3 separate regions of the Homo sapiens genome follow, and regions 1 and 3 are each linked to region 2. The links are chromatin loops, found by intact Hi-C in ENCODE. Cell type or tissue: IMR-90. All regions are shown on one strand.

Evidence for each region. Peaks named below come from ENCODE experiments on the same cell type or tissue, not always from the same donor. Only the 100,000 strongest peaks of a DNase experiment are listed, where the experiment ranks them.
Region 1: it touches region 2 in a loop (2.3-fold over the local background); 3 of 110 quality-filtered maps call a loop at or near these places.
Region 3: it touches region 2 in a loop (14-fold over the local background); 14 of 110 quality-filtered maps call a loop at or near these places.

Annotation. Positions count from the first base shown.
Region 1 is chr7:90,764,440-90,769,439 of GRCh38, reverse strand. All of the region lies in intron 4 of CDK14 (cyclin dependent kinase 14), which reads right to left. Among named protein-coding and RNA genes, the nearest start is that of CDK14, 170 kb to the right of the region's middle. RefSeq lists enhancers at 1,957-2,456, 2,457-2,958, 4,159-4,730. In IMR-90, no CTCF peak of the experiment used is centred here; DNase peaks (open chromatin) are centred at 2,199 and 2,499; H3K27ac peaks cover 389 bases.
Region 2 is chr7:90,593,813-90,598,812 of GRCh38, reverse strand. CDK14 (cyclin dependent kinase 14) reads right to left here and starts at 2,492. Exons shown (of 15, transcript NM_001287135.2): 1 at 2,095-2,492. The coding sequence starts at 2,185. RefSeq lists silencers at 1,855-1,904, 1,965-2,164, 2,355-2,664, 2,685-2,884. In IMR-90, a CTCF peak has its summit at 2,511 (motif pointing right); a DNase peak (open chromatin) is centred at 3,642; H3K4me3 peaks cover 3,018 bases; H3K27ac peaks cover 2,209 bases.
Region 3 is chr7:91,032,294-91,037,293 of GRCh38, reverse strand. The region is part of intron 10 of CDK14 (cyclin dependent kinase 14); the gene reads right to left. Among named protein-coding and RNA genes, the nearest start is that of FZD1, 230 kb to the left of the region's middle. In IMR-90, a CTCF peak has its summit at 2,624 (motif pointing right); DNase peaks (open chromatin) are centred at 1,523 and 2,623; H3K27ac peaks cover 282 bases.

The DNA.
Region 1 (5,000 bases), 170 kb before region 2:
TCCTAAATGTTTCTCCTTTGTGTGTGTGTCAATCCTTACAGTCACTAATAAAAAGCATTCTGATATGCTTTTCACTTAAGTTGAAAATGAGTGTTAGAAGAATAAACTACCTAGCTTCAGGGGCAACATATACTCAAAAGCAGTTAGATATGTGCTCAGTTTTCACCCAAAATGAGCAATGAATACAATTGGCATGACTCTTCTCCAACTGAAACAGATGGGAAATCAGTAGTCATCCTTCCATAATAGCACCTTAGATACAAATGCTAGCCCAGAAAATAAATAGGACTTTGGCTTGTATAATATATTAGCTTATAAAAAGAAGTGTTTTAAGAGTAGCATATCTGTAAATTAGGTAAATTGAATATAAATGTCTAAATTTTTGTATGTAAAATATCTGCAAACAAAGGTTTTAATCACTGATTAGTAACTGTCTACCATTTGCCTCTTAACATTAACTCTTTTGTTCAAAAAAGCCTGGAATGTAGCTATATAAAAATTACTATCAAAAATCGACACTATAAAAGTAATGTCCTGTGTCCATGGTAGATAAGCAACTTAGTCTGCTTATAATACATAGGATTACCTTTCATTTTATCTTTGTTTTCAAATACACAAATTTTTAAAGGAAACATATCATTTATTGTCTTCGTTTTACCATGATTTTAAAAATCCAGACCACTAATTAGTCAGCTGAACTCACAGATTTTGAATCTAAGTGAGAGAACACAATTGCTTAGTTGTCAAATATGCATCCAATCGGTATACTATAAAAATCACCAATTTTGAGTGACTAAAAAGAAAATACAAATTATATCGGATATTCGAAAAAAGAGGACAATTCACTCATTTCAGATAATGGAATGGCTCCAACTCTGAAGTACAGTAAGAAAGTGGCAGATGAGAAACTGAGACGCCCAACTTTTCAGTGCAGCTGTTACCAATGACATACGTAAACACAGGGCCATCATTCATCCTGCCAACTCTGCTTTCTCCAACTTTCAAAAATAATCGCTGCTACCTCTCTGAACTTTCTTTGTAATATACACACACCCACACTCACACACATGTGCACAAATATATATAAATCCAGGAAAAGTTTTTGAAAAGTAGAAAGAGAAACATAACTATACATGCTGATCATTAAGTGTCTCCTAATATTATCTCTAAATAGAGATCTGGCTGCGCCAGCTACAATAATTACATTTACAACTATAAACATCCTCTACAAAACCACGTTTATTGGATGAAATAACCTTAAATACAGTGGTTCTCTCCAGGTCTTACTAATTAAACGAGCCCTTTTTTAACAGAGGGTCAATGGTAAGTTAGTCTAGGTCACATCAATCATCACAACAGTGATTAGCAATTTAAGAAAGTTGTATCTGACAGTTTATGTGAATAAATACGTGTAAACAATATAAATATACCTACGTAGATATGAATGTACAAGGAAGTGACTAAAAACATGAGAACAAAGATAATGAAAAATTGGCAAGAGTTTCAAAGGACACAACAGGTTGAGAGAATCAATGTCTCCCCAACTCAATTTTGAAAACTTAACTACATTCACAGCAAGAGCTGGGGATATACCTCAGGTGGAGGCTCAAGAGGGCTCAGATTCTGATTTACTCAAAAACGTATTAGAAAAAATTTTATTTTTTCAGGTATAGTTCTTACTATAATATTAGTTCCTATGTTATTTGTGAGAAGAATAAAAGGGTTGAAAGGTGCTGGCGAGTCAGGAGTTATGTTTGTCATATGCTTATATGGCAATGAATAAAAAGGTAGTAAGAGAAATGGAGCCCATCAAATCTTGGGCTGAAGTCCACATGAGAAGGCAGCAAAGGAATAGAAAACCTTGTCCAAAATAAATCTATCTGATAGAAAGGGAAGGTGAGCAGTGAGCGCTCTATTTCATGCAGGCACCTACTATACCAAAACTCACAAATCACTTAGGTGAAACAAGGGGGGAAAATAGCTATGATTTCACTGTGGAATTGACTAGAACAGTGGAGAATATTAATAATAAATGACTAGAGAGAAAAAACAGCATGGATACAGAGGGAAAATAAGAGAATTATGCAAGAAATTGGCTATGTACCCTACAGTTAATTATTAACAAGGAAGGTATAAGGTACATGGATGTGCTTTGGTCAAGAAATAGGCCAAGGCAGACATCCAGGCCTGCATGACTCAGTGAGTTTAGGATGCAGGCACATACTCCACTTGTTAAATAACCTGTTTGTGTAAGTTCATACTTGGCTGTAAGCCATTATTTATTGTCTGTTAAAGGTATAATTGCCCTGCTGACACTGTGCATGGGGGGCTTGGTTTAGCATGGGTCAGTATGGCATGGCATGGCTTGGCTATTGCACCTAGAGAAAAAGAGAGTACCGGAGTTGTCCATCTTGCAGATGGACAGAGGGGAGCCAGGGTACTACATGGCTCGACATGGCTCACACTCATGCCCAGAGGGAAGGAGTTAAGCTGCTGACACTGCAGGCAAGGGAGAGCTGGCCGTGCAGCTGTGTGTGGGAGCAGCCAGAGCGGCAGAGCTGGCTGCTGAGAGGAGCTGTGGAGCCGGAGCAGACAACCAAGATAAAGGCGGACAGTGTGAGAGAGCTGTTGATGAGAGAGCTGCTGAATAAAACCATATTCCCCTGCCTATGGCCCCCCGAGTGTTCTTTCAGCTATCTGCCCATCTACCCACTCCCCTCGGACCTCGGCTGGGGCTCAAACCTGACCCTGGACCTTACAATTGGCATAGTCATGGCATGACAGAAGGGTAGGGTAAGAATAGATTTCAAGAAAGCAGATTTTGAAGTTTTACAAAAAATGGTAAAAGTTAAGAACTCAGCTCTGGAGTTGGACTAACTGGATCTGAATTCTGGCCCTGGAACTTAGCTGTGTGATTGTAGGCAAATTACTCAAACTTTATGGGTCTCAGTTTCTTCACCCGTAAAATAAGGGAAATTGTATTATCTCAAATCTCTTCTAGGATTGTTATAAGAAACGAAAAAGAAGTAGCTGATATTCATTGAACATTTATGTGAGACAATGTTCTAAACACTAAATGTATTTGCTTACATACATTCTTCACAGCTGTATGAAATCAATTCTATTATTAACCCTGTTTTCACAGGTGAAAAAAATGGAGTGTTCAATAAATAGTAGCTTTATTTCATAACTCTAAATTACAAAGAGAGAAGTGGTATCAAGGAAGAAAATTCACAAAAAAAGAGATGTCATTAAAAAAAATCACAACTAGTATCAATGAAGAAAATGGAGCAAAGAAGAAAAACAAATGTGCTACACAGAGAGTTCCATGATGTACCTGAATTTCAAAAGAACATGAATAAAAATAAAAGATATTTAAGAAGGATAATTTTCTTATACGTCTAGATCCTAAATGAGATGAAGCCGACAATAAAAAGAGCTATTTCATATCTACACATTATTAGAAAAAGAAACAGGAAGACCAATTACATGGAGCATATGAAATAAAGTTCAAGTGACAGAGAAAATAGAGCTCCTCAGATTTCTCCATCAAGAATATACTTCAAGTGTTTCCTTAATAACTTTTTCTCTTTCTACTGACTCCTTTGTCATAGTCTATATACATACTCGATTATTCCCCATTTAGTTTAAAACTGAAACAACACAAAACACTTCTCCCCTTTCTTCTAGTTCTCTTTTCTTTCCCTGCCTCACTGCTAAAAAGAGTAGCTTATATGTATTTTACCCTACATTTTTTCATCCCCCATTCTCTCTTCAACACAAAATAATTAGTATCCATCCCCACCAGTCCCTTAACATTCTTAAAAAAAAAAAAAACCTTCCTAGTTGTAAAATGTAATAAATTACTTTCAGGATTCATTGATTTGACTTTTCTGAATATCTGACATCATCGTCCATGCTCTTTGAAACTCTCTTTCTTCCTTGGTACTTTGCTGGTTTTCTCGCCACCTCTCTAGACAATCTCTCCTCTGTTCTTCACTTCTCTCTTTGCCCAGCTCTAAATATTGGTGGTCTGTTATTTCATCCCTTCTGTTTCACTGAGATGATACACATTCTTTTAATTTAATAATCCTTTATGCTCTGCTTTGGGCACAGTTCCAGGTGCCCTCAACTCTCCAGCACTTAGCCATGAAACTTTCTCAAGAACAAGTAGTAAAAAAAAAATAACTTTTTTTAATAAAAAAGTCACTGTTTAACCTAGACCATTGCTTTCTCATTAGGAATCTGGCTTCCTTTGGGACTCCCAGTAGGCCTCATTTGTAACACTACTTGTTTGGTTTCTCAATATCTCAATTTCCCTCTTCTTTCTCCTAAGAGGTTTGATGAGACATACAACAAAAGCCCTTGGTTCCTCTCTTGCTTCCCCAGGGGCTTGTCTTTCAATACCTATGCTGACTGCTAAGCTGCATGAGAATTCACTCTCCTGTCTCACCCATCAGGCCAATTAGGAATGACTTCTACCTTATTCTCTGTTGGGTTACAACAGGTCTTTCAACTATTAACCAAAGTGCCTGATGTTTACAATTTTCCCTCAGCTCAGACAATGCTTGCAGATCTCTAGGATCATTAAGTCCCTGAAAACAGAGATAGTTAAAAACACAGCAATCCCAAAGAGACCCTTCTGAACTAGAGACAGATATCTTTTAAAAATTCAAAGAATTTGTTTATACAGGCAAATGTTATGTCTGTTTCCTCAGAACTCTAGAAGGAAGGGAAAACATATTTGCTCAAGAATCAACCATTAAGCATAAAAAAAAGTCTTACGCCTGAAATCTTTAAAATAATTTCCTTTCTGTCAGATCATCTCCCCAACATCAACAGTGTCTACCATACAATCTTGCACTGAATTACTCTATGCAAATTGCAATCCTAGATTTTTAAGGTACCTGCCATCTCTCCATTGTTACAATTCCTACTAGTAGTACAGTATACTTCCTTTGTATGAGCCAGTGCTAAATAGACTGGGAGCATTTGACTAA
Region 2 (5,000 bases):
GAATGGCGTGAACCCGGGAGGCGGAGCTTGCAGTGAGCCGAGATCCCGCCACTGCACTCCAGCCTGGGCGACAGAGCGAGACTCCGTCTCAAAAAAAAAAAAAAAAAATCCTTAGATAATCAGAATGAGTTCACTGGTTTTAATTTTGCAAATACAATATAAAACATCAAGAAAATAAGAAGATACAGATTTTGTTTCTGTAATGCTACTTTGAATGTCGTTGGCTTGGTATACAACTATAATCACTTCAATATCTCCTATTACAATACTCCATAATGAGATCTACGATTCAGAATCATATTTTCCATCAATACAAGAAATAATCAGCTGTGCTCACTGCACTGCATTCTGTGTCCTAAAGGGAGGATATAAAATCCACCAGCTCTTAGAAGACATTTTAACAAGAGTTGGATTCAAAAGGAGTTTCACATCACTAAATCTCAGTAAGCTAGAAAATCCAATTAACTATAATACCCCCATTTGCCAGCACTGTACTTAATCCAAATTTTACTGATTGTCGATCAAAACCTTGAAATTATTTAAATATAAGGAACTTTTAGATTAATGTCCTTGGTTTCTTACTGAGACTCAATTGCAATGAATTATTTAACACAAAACTGGAGGGGCTCCAGCAGAATCATTAGCATTAGTAAATATATAGTTAATGTGTTTTAGAACACGGCTTAATGGACTCCAGAACCCGCCTCTGCGACGGTTTGGGTCAGGGTTGAAACATCCTCGTTAATAATGCACACGACTCAACATTTCCCTCTCTCACACTCTTCTTGGCTTCAAACTTCATCTTAATGCAGGGACTCTCCACATGTATCCCTAATTCTGAAGAGTGAAATTAATATCCAATACATGCAATAAATAAAACTAAAGATTGGTTTCATACCATAACTTTACAGTCATCTGGGGAAAGATTTTGCATACCAACACAAAATTTTAAGTCGAAAGACAAAAAAAAAAAAAAAAACTTGGCTAAATTTCGATCCATTGTACTCTCTCACTTGAAGAAAGTTTGCATATCTTACAATGAATGGGTGGAAGGATATCTGTAACACTCATGTGCATCCCAGGGTTTTATTTTAAGGAATTAAGTACCTTTATGTTTAATTTCCATTAACACTTTCGTTAACATGGATGACATTTAAAACAAGTGAAACAAAGACTAGGCAGCTTCCTAGGGACTCGCAGGGGTTATCTTTTGTGTCTATAGCATTCTCTTGCTCAGGGCAGTTACATGTTATTAGTGAAAGTTGTGACAGTAGGGGAGGCAGCTAACTCTTCAGGTTAAAAGGGGTTTTCTATGCCCAGTACTCAAAATCTAACAAACCCATTCCACGTGATACTGCTGTCACCCTATTACAACCTGTGACATGCATTTATTCGTCACTGTCCTAAACACTGTTGGTCAGTTGGTTTGTTGTTTGGTTTAAAGACAACAGCCCCTGAGCTCTATTAAATGGAACAAGTTCGAGAGACATTCCTAAATGTCCAGACAACTCCACAGCGCGCATTTCTCTCCAGCAGCGGGAAGATTCAGAGACCTCGAGACTGAACACCCAAATCTCGCTTTCCAGGACCCGAAGTACCGAACAATAGGTCCCAAGGTAACTGTCCCACTTCCCTTTAGGTTGGATACGTTAAACAATACCAGGGCACAGTCTAACGTTTCACCAATTTCCAAAGCTAAATTACTGACTAAACGCCCAATATCCAAGCCTGTGCGCAAAAAATAACAAGTGGCCCAAGCAGCCGCGCAGCCCCTTGCGCGGTGGGGGCCGAGGGGTCCCCTCGCCCGTCCCCCACGCGCGCGAAAGGGCGAGCACTAGTGGCGGAGGAGGGGAGAACCCATATTGTAGGCTTGAGAGAATCTACAAATGAACCCCCAGATCCTGAGGAAGAGGGGTCTCTTTCCTTTACGTCCTTGCCCTCCCCCGGGTCCCTAGCACTGTGCCCTCGATCCCCGCCTACAACGCACCCCACGCCAGCCCCGCTGGCAGCTGCATGGCTGGTGCCAGGAACGCGGCGGGGGCGCAGGCCGAGGGGAGCGGGCGCTGGGGGGGCCGGGGGCAGCGCGCTACTCACCAATGCGACTGAAACTCTCCGACAAAGTTCTCCGCAACTTCTTCATCTTGCCGATCTTCTCGGCCGGCTGCGGCTCAATGAGGTCACACATCTGGGCGACGCGGAGCCCCGACAACTTCCCCAAACTGGTCCAGGCACAGCTCAGACAACGGCGAGGGCGCGCGCCGCGGGGAAAGCGGCGCCTCCTCCTCCACCACCTCCTCGGCGGGCCGGGAAGCGACGCGCAGGTCTAGGGAGGCGAGCAGCAGGCAGGCGGAGGACGGCAGGCTCCGCTCCGGCCTGGGCCGCAGCTGGGCGGGCGGGGGCGGTTTACGTGGTGCCGGGGGCGGCCGCGCTCGCCGCCGCCGTGGTGGCCCCGCGCCGCGCCGCCGCCGCCCGGCTCATTTTCCCTCCTTTGTAACGGAGAGAAGCGCGGCCGGCAGGGGGAGTGGTGCGGCCGAAGGAGGAGGCGGGGCGGGCCGGGTACAAGGTGCGGGAGTCGCCTGGCGCCGAGTGCGCGGGGCGAGGGCGAGTGGGCCGGCGGGAGAAGTTCTCAGCCCAGAGTTGCGGGCGCAGCGCAGAAGGAGCCGCGGCGCGGAACCGCCAGCCTGACAGCTCCTGCTGCCCTCCTGCTGCCGCCGCCACGCCCCTCCCTCGACGAAGGCCCCTGGGCGCGGGATCCTAGCACGACCTCGGCTCCCCGCTCGCCTCCCGCGTCCTCCGCGGCCCTCTGTGTCTGGCTCGCGCCCCGGCGGCGCCCCCTCCCGGCCGCGCCCCTCCCGGCCGCCCCCGCGCTCCTCCCCCGCCCCGCCCGCGCGCGGGAGGATCACGAAGGGACCGGGGTGGGAGCGGGCAGCGTCTGGGGACAGCGTGTTGGGCTGTGGGGAGGTTACCGAAAGGAAACGGGCCGAGTCCAGTTGTTTGAGCGGTTTTCTCCTTCCACGAGCGTGTGTGAAAAAGCGCGGAGTTCGGTGGAGGGCAGCTGCCAGGACTGCCTCCTGGACTGGGTGCGGTAAGGCCTTAGGGATGCATTCAGATGTAGGGTGCCTTATTTTGGGCCGAGAAAGCTGTCAAGTGAAAGATCCAAGGGGAAAGGTGGGCCTGGATTTTTTTGTTGTTGTTTGCGGTGGGTTTTTTGTTTGTTTTGAGGTCAAGTGCAGAAGCAGCGGAAGCTTCAACTGTAACCCTCCAGAAGGCAGGGATCATGCTGTTTCCCTCATCCTTGTCTCTGATCTTGGTGACACATGTAGGTGATTTCTGATAGGAATACCCAGTTCTGCAGTAAATAGCAGACACAGCCCTTGGTCTTTTTCTATTAAATTCTTAGAATATATTTCTGAATTGGGAGATTTAAAGGCTAAACAGATTCCGACCTCCTTTTCCCCCACCTCAAAAACAGAACTTTAAAAAGGAGTGGGGGAGGTGTTTATAAAATCCCAGGACAAACAGTTCCAGCAGCGAACACACATCGTCTTCATTCTGAAAAAACCTGGTGCGGCGTGAGTTCCAAACGTCAGTCTCCCAGGGGAGAGAGAAGGAAGGTGGGGGAGGGCTTGATTGTGTTGATCTGAGGCCAGCAAACTCCTTATGAATAGAAACGTTAGTAATCTTGAGTCATTTGGCTGTGTAAGTAATAAGAGCTTGTGAGGGTGTGACAATGCTGTTTGGCTTGTAGGAAATTTTGGGGAGTTTATGTTTTGTTAAAAGATTTTTATCTTAAAAACTAGCCCCCTGCCTTCCTTAAATTGTGAGGTAAAACAGTGATTTGTTCCGCCCTACACTGAGCACATTGTAGGATCTTGATAGATTGCGGATGATAAAAGACAGGAAGTCAAGCTAAGTGGGGAGCAGAGGGGGGCAAGGAATTCGCCAGGAAAGACCATATGAGTTAAAACGCAAAGCTGTTGGATCCTGGCTGCCATGTCTAGATAATTACAGACAGCACCAAGGGTGGCCTCATACCGGAAAAAAGTTTGACTTTTACCACTTCCTCAGGTTAGTTAGGGAGAAAGTTTTCAGCAGTTATGAATGAAAAGACAAATGCAACCAATCAAAACACTAATGGGTTGTACGAGTCAACAAACACGAAGAAATATTAATTTAACGAACTTTCACTATTATACACCTGTGACTGTTATCCACTGTGACAATGGCTGTTTCAAATATATAATATGTTAAATATATGTTTATTTTACCTTCGCAGTATTTTTTTTTTTTTTTCCGAGACAGGGCCTGTCGCCCAGGCTGGAGTGCAGTGGCGCCATCTCGGCTGACTGCAACCTTCTCTCCTGGGCTCAAGCCATCCTCCCACCTCAGCCTCCTAAATAGCTGGGACTACGGGTGCGCACCACCACGCCTGGCTAATTTTTGTAGAAACGGGGTTTCATCATGTTACCGACGCTGGTCTCCTACTCTTGAGCTCAAGCAATCCGCCCGCCTTGACCTCCCAAAGTTCTGGGATTACAGGCGTGCACCACCACCATGCTCTTCCCCTTCCCAGTATTTCTGACTTAAAAAAAGTAGTCAGCTTCTTCTTAAATTATGGTAAAAGCATACAAAGGTATGCACCAATTTTCTTAAATGAGATCAGTGTGTACTGATGTGTGAATATGTACAGGCTAATTTGGGAGAAAAGCATGTTTAATATTTTAAACCATTTGTGGAAAAAATGTATACACATCTATGTGTTCCTATATGCATAGAATATTTCTGGAAAAAAGAACAGAAAACTGTTGATTGTATATCCAGAACAGAGAGAACTTTTCCCTTTGCAATTTATACCTTTAAGTATAGTTTGAATGTTCTAAGAATGCTTTACTTTTATAATAATAAAAATACTAATATAAACATAATGAATATTTTCCTTTTCCCTACCCCACTTCAAAACTTCAGCTCTCCCAACTCCAGAACAACTTCCTCTAGTTACA
Region 3 (5,000 bases), 440 kb before region 2:
GGGATGTCTTACATTTTTCAGATGACGTGAAATAGAAGGGATGTGTAGTATTCTGATGGCTGAACCAGGATTCAAAAATATTTAATAAGGCATGAACAACTGGCTGAACCTAACACCAGGAAAATGTGATAGCTATAAACATAAAGTCCAGTACTTAGATTCTATTAATTGATCGTTCAAGATGGGAACAGGTGGCATGCAGCAAGCTGCATAAAAAAAGACTTGTGGTTTTTAGCTGAATAAAAACTTCTATAAGATCACCTACTAGAAGTCAAAAGAGATTAGGAGGGTTGACTCTAAGCTCACCCCTGTGATTCCCACCTCCTGCTGTTCACAACCTTCGCCTTCAGTGTGGGTGGGAGCAGGAACTTCTAACCAACAGAATATGGCAAAAGTGATGAGATATCACTTCTGAGATTACAACTGGCCCTTGAACAATGCAGGGGTTGGGGCACCAACCCCATGCACAGTCAAAAATTCCCATAAAACTCTTGGCTCTCCCAAAACTTAACTACTAATAGCCTACTGTTGAACAGAAGTCTTACCAACTATATATATGTTATATTTATTATATACTATATCCTTACAATAAAGTAAGCTAGAAAAAAAGAATATTAGGAAAATCAAGAGGAAGAAAAATGTAGTTACTAATTATTAAGTGGAAGTGAAACATAAAGGTCTTCATCTTTATCTTCATGTTGAGTAGGCTGAGGAGGAGGAAGAGGGCTTGGTCCTGCTATCTCAAGGGGGGCAGATGTGGAAGACATGGAGGTGACAGAAGGGGAGGCAGGAGAGACAGGCACATTTGGTATAACTTTAATTGAAAAAAAATCCACATCTAAGTGGACTTGTGAATTCCAAAGTTGTGTTGTTCACAGGTCAACTGTATATTGTGTACAATGATAACAGCCATTGTGCTAGTGGACTTGCTCCCTTGCTGGCTTTGAGGAAGCAAGCAGCCACGTTGGGAAGGCCTGAAGGCAAGGAACTGGGGGTGGCTTCAGCCAACAGCCAGCAAGAACCTGAGTCCTTAGTTCCACAGCCTGCAAGAAACTGAGTGTTGCCAAGAACCACATGAGCTCCAGCCGACCCTCATGTCAGACTGCTGCCCCAGCTGATACCTTGATTACAGCCTTTTAAGACCATGAAGCAGCTGGGCGCAGTGGCTCACGCCTATAATCCCAGCACTTTGGGAGGCCGAGGCGGGTGGATCACGAGGTCAGGAGATCGAGACCATCCTGGCTAACAAGGTGAAACCCCGTCTCTACTAAAAATACAAAAAATTAGCCGGGTGCGGTGGCAGGCGCCTGTAGTCCCAGCTACTCGGGAGGCTGAGGCAGGAGAATGGCGTGAACCCGGGAAGCAGAGCTTGCAGTGAGCCGAGATTGCGCCACTGCAGTCCGCAGTCCGGCCTGGGCGACAGAGCGAGACTCCGTCTCAAAAAAAAAAAAAAAAAAAAAGACCATGAAGCAGAGGGCCTAGCTAAGTCATGCCAGGAATCCCAACCCACAGAAACTGAGAGATGATAAATGTGCCTTAGTCACTACATTTTTGTTAATGTTATGCAGCAATAAACAATTCATACAGATGTAATCATTTAATCATATGATATACTAGTCAGAACACATCTGGATTGCTGTGCCAGTACCAGATGCTACATGTGACAAGGGACAAAAATAAACGGTCCTCTGTGGAGTGTATTCAGAAAGGTTGGGGGTGGGGGGAGGGGTGTGCCCCATGTCCCATTGGGCTGACTGGAAATGCTGTTGAGAAAAAAATGTTTTGGGATATCGCTTTGAATAGATTAAGTGCTACATTGTGAATGGGAGACTGACTTATGCGGAGCCACATGACAACAAGGACCAATGGGGTAAAGATATTGATATACAGCAAAGAAGGGCATTCTAACGATAAAAGCTGTGTAAAATGGAATCAGCACCTTTATGAGGTTTAGGCAGAATTAAGGTTGCATTTTGCATTCAGACAAAATAAGGATCAAATTCTGCCTCCATAGACACAGTGCACTAGTTTAATCCTGAGGTAATATACAACAGAGTCTGGGTGACAAGATGAGGTCACACAGATGCCCATATATTTACTTTTGTTTTTATGTGGCTGCAATTACAGCTTAGAGGGTAGACAGGGAGAAGTGGGTTGATAAGGAAGGGTATAATTAGATGAAGGAGGGCAGAGAAGTTAGTCATGAAAGCTTTCCTTCCCCACTTTCTACAGTGTCAATGCTAATTATTTTGCAGGGAACCAGCACAATCACATGGCTAACAGAATATTTTTCTGGTAGCCAGATAAGCTATCAATGTGTGTGTGTGTGTGTGTGTGTGTGTGTGTGTATGTGTATGTGTGTGTGTGTGTACACAGGTGTGAGTTTATCTATTTACATATATATAGTTCCTTTCTTCCATCATTCCCTAGGCCTTACCTAAACTACCACTAGGTAAGAGATTAGAGTATTCTGAATGTTCATTTTTGGCAGTAACATACAGGCTTGATGTGGGATTAGAAAATCTTCCTTAAAATACTATGATTCTGGGTTGTGTTTTGCGGAGCAGCAGAATCTGTAGTGAGGTTCTGTAGAGAAGTGAACTCTACCTGGTAAAGACAGCAGGGGGAGCCACTGGACTGAGAAAATGAAAAGCTGCCAGGGCTTCAGAAAGCAGCTTCAATATTTAATCAGCTGCTTGGCTGCAGGTGATGGATTGAAGGAGAGGGTGTTTCCAAAATATTATGTAGAGTTTTCAACATTGCAAAGGTTTATATAGGAAGCAACACACACACAGAAAAACAGCTCTTAGGGGTTTTTAAAAAATGAGTTCAATTCACCTGCTAGAAGGTTACTGTCTCATTTAGTGGTGCTTGGCTGGACACAGGAATCATCTAAGGAATATTTTAAAATACTGATTAAAAAAAAAGAAAAAGAAAAAAGTGCGAATGACTGTGACCTATCCCCTAAATTCCTATTTAACTGGTCCAAGGTGCAGCAAGATATGCAGAATTTTCTAAACCTCCTCAGTGATTCTAACATCAGCCCGGTTGGGACCACTGTCTGGCCCAATTTAACTAGACAGTCTCTCAGAGGCTGCAGCACTTAGTTATACAGTTCAGAGATTTTTTTAAAAAAAGTTTTCAGCCTGTATACAGAAGGTCACAAAAGATTGGTGGATGAATGAACACAACAAGCAGGTGGCTGCTAAAGAAAGTCGAGGATAACAAATAAATAAATCTAAAATTACTCCAGAAAATGCTCTTAGTGCCTGGAAAATTCTGCAGTGAAAGTAGCACATTTCAAATGTTTTTCCCCAACTAAATTTTCATGCTTTTCCCTCTCCCTGTTCTCCTACTGTTTTTATATTCCCTGTCTCTCTAAACCCTGATTCCCTTATGGATTTCACTCTCATCTCAACAACTTTTCTCTCTTTTCAGACTGAGTGATGTTATTGTGACACAGCTTCAGACTCAGTCCCCAACTGTGCACTGTGGGAGCCACAGCAGTGGAAATGTACGTGCACGTGCAGCAGCCCAAGGGTGGAAGCTGCAGAGGCTGGAGGGAGGTGATGTTGCCAAGCAAATGCAGCAGAACCAGCCTGACTGCCTGAAACTGTGCCTCAAAATAGGGAAAAACAGGGAGAAACCTGTAAGCAGGAGCACTAGATGCTACAGCCCTGCTGCTCAAAGTGTGGTCCATGAACTAGCAGCATCACCACCACCTGCAGAAGCTCAGGTCCCACTCCCTGCTGAATCAGAATCTACAGCTCATGAAGAACCCCAGGTGGTTTACAAGCATACTGAAGTTTGAGAAGTACTGCTTTAAAAGATGCATTCTAATTGGACTTTTCGACCTAAAAAGCACGAATAGAGGAGAGGAAGTTATGGTCACAGGTCCACCTTCATCTGGAGTGCCTATGTAAGATTATTCTTTAAAATAGCATTTGTAAAGGAAGGGTTGAGGGCAATTTCAAGTTCTGTGGTGTCAGGAGCTACCACTGATGATAAAGACTGCATGGAAAACTGGCTTGGCACTCTGCAAGTCACAGCTCACCTCTAGGCACCTGCTCTTCTACCTTTAACAGCCTTATAGATTAGGTAGCTCCAAGAGGTTTTGAATCATTTCTGGAAGCTGGCAGGACATAATAATAAAAATGCTCAATTCATCCACGATGCTTTTACTTCAGCTGCAAACTTGAGGCCAATGAAAATCCTCACGCGTATGTCAAAATGATACATAGGCATGCCCAAATTGCTCACCATCTTGTTGTTCTGTAATGTGTGCTGATTGTCAACCTTTACCCTGAAAAATGTAGTGCTTTAAAATTTTAATTTAAATATTCATTTCAGTTACATCAAAATTAAATACGACAAAGTTATTGAATTGATTCAGAACACTTCAAAAGCTTGACATCCTCAATTGTGTTTTAGAAAATTATATTATCTTCAAAAATATGTTAATATGAATGTATTGATTTCCCGTGACTGCTGTAACAACACAAACTTGGTGGCTTAAAACGAGAAATGTGCTCTCTCACAGTTCTGGAGCCTGAAGCCAAACTTGTTTTCAATGGGCTGAAACTAAGATGTTAGTAGGGCCTTGTCCCCTCTGGGGGGTTTAGGGGAGAAGCAGTTTCTTGCCTCCTCCAGCTTCTGGTGGGTGCTGGCATTACTTGGCTTGTGGATGCATCACTCCAATTTCTGCCTCCCTCTTCACACTGCTTTCTCTTCTGTGTCAAATCTCCTTCTGCCTCTCTTTTATAAGAACATCAATGACTGAACTTATGGCTTACCTGGATACTCAACGATAATTACCCCATTTCACGACCCTCAACTTAATCCCACCTGCAAAGACCCATTTTTCCAAATAAGGTTGGATTATAGGTTCCAGGTGTAAGGACTTACTATCTTTGGGTATCCATTATTTAACCTACTACAGAGTAAAATTACCATTTACAAGATATTATTTGTAAATGATACTCAACAAGGATAGTTTATAC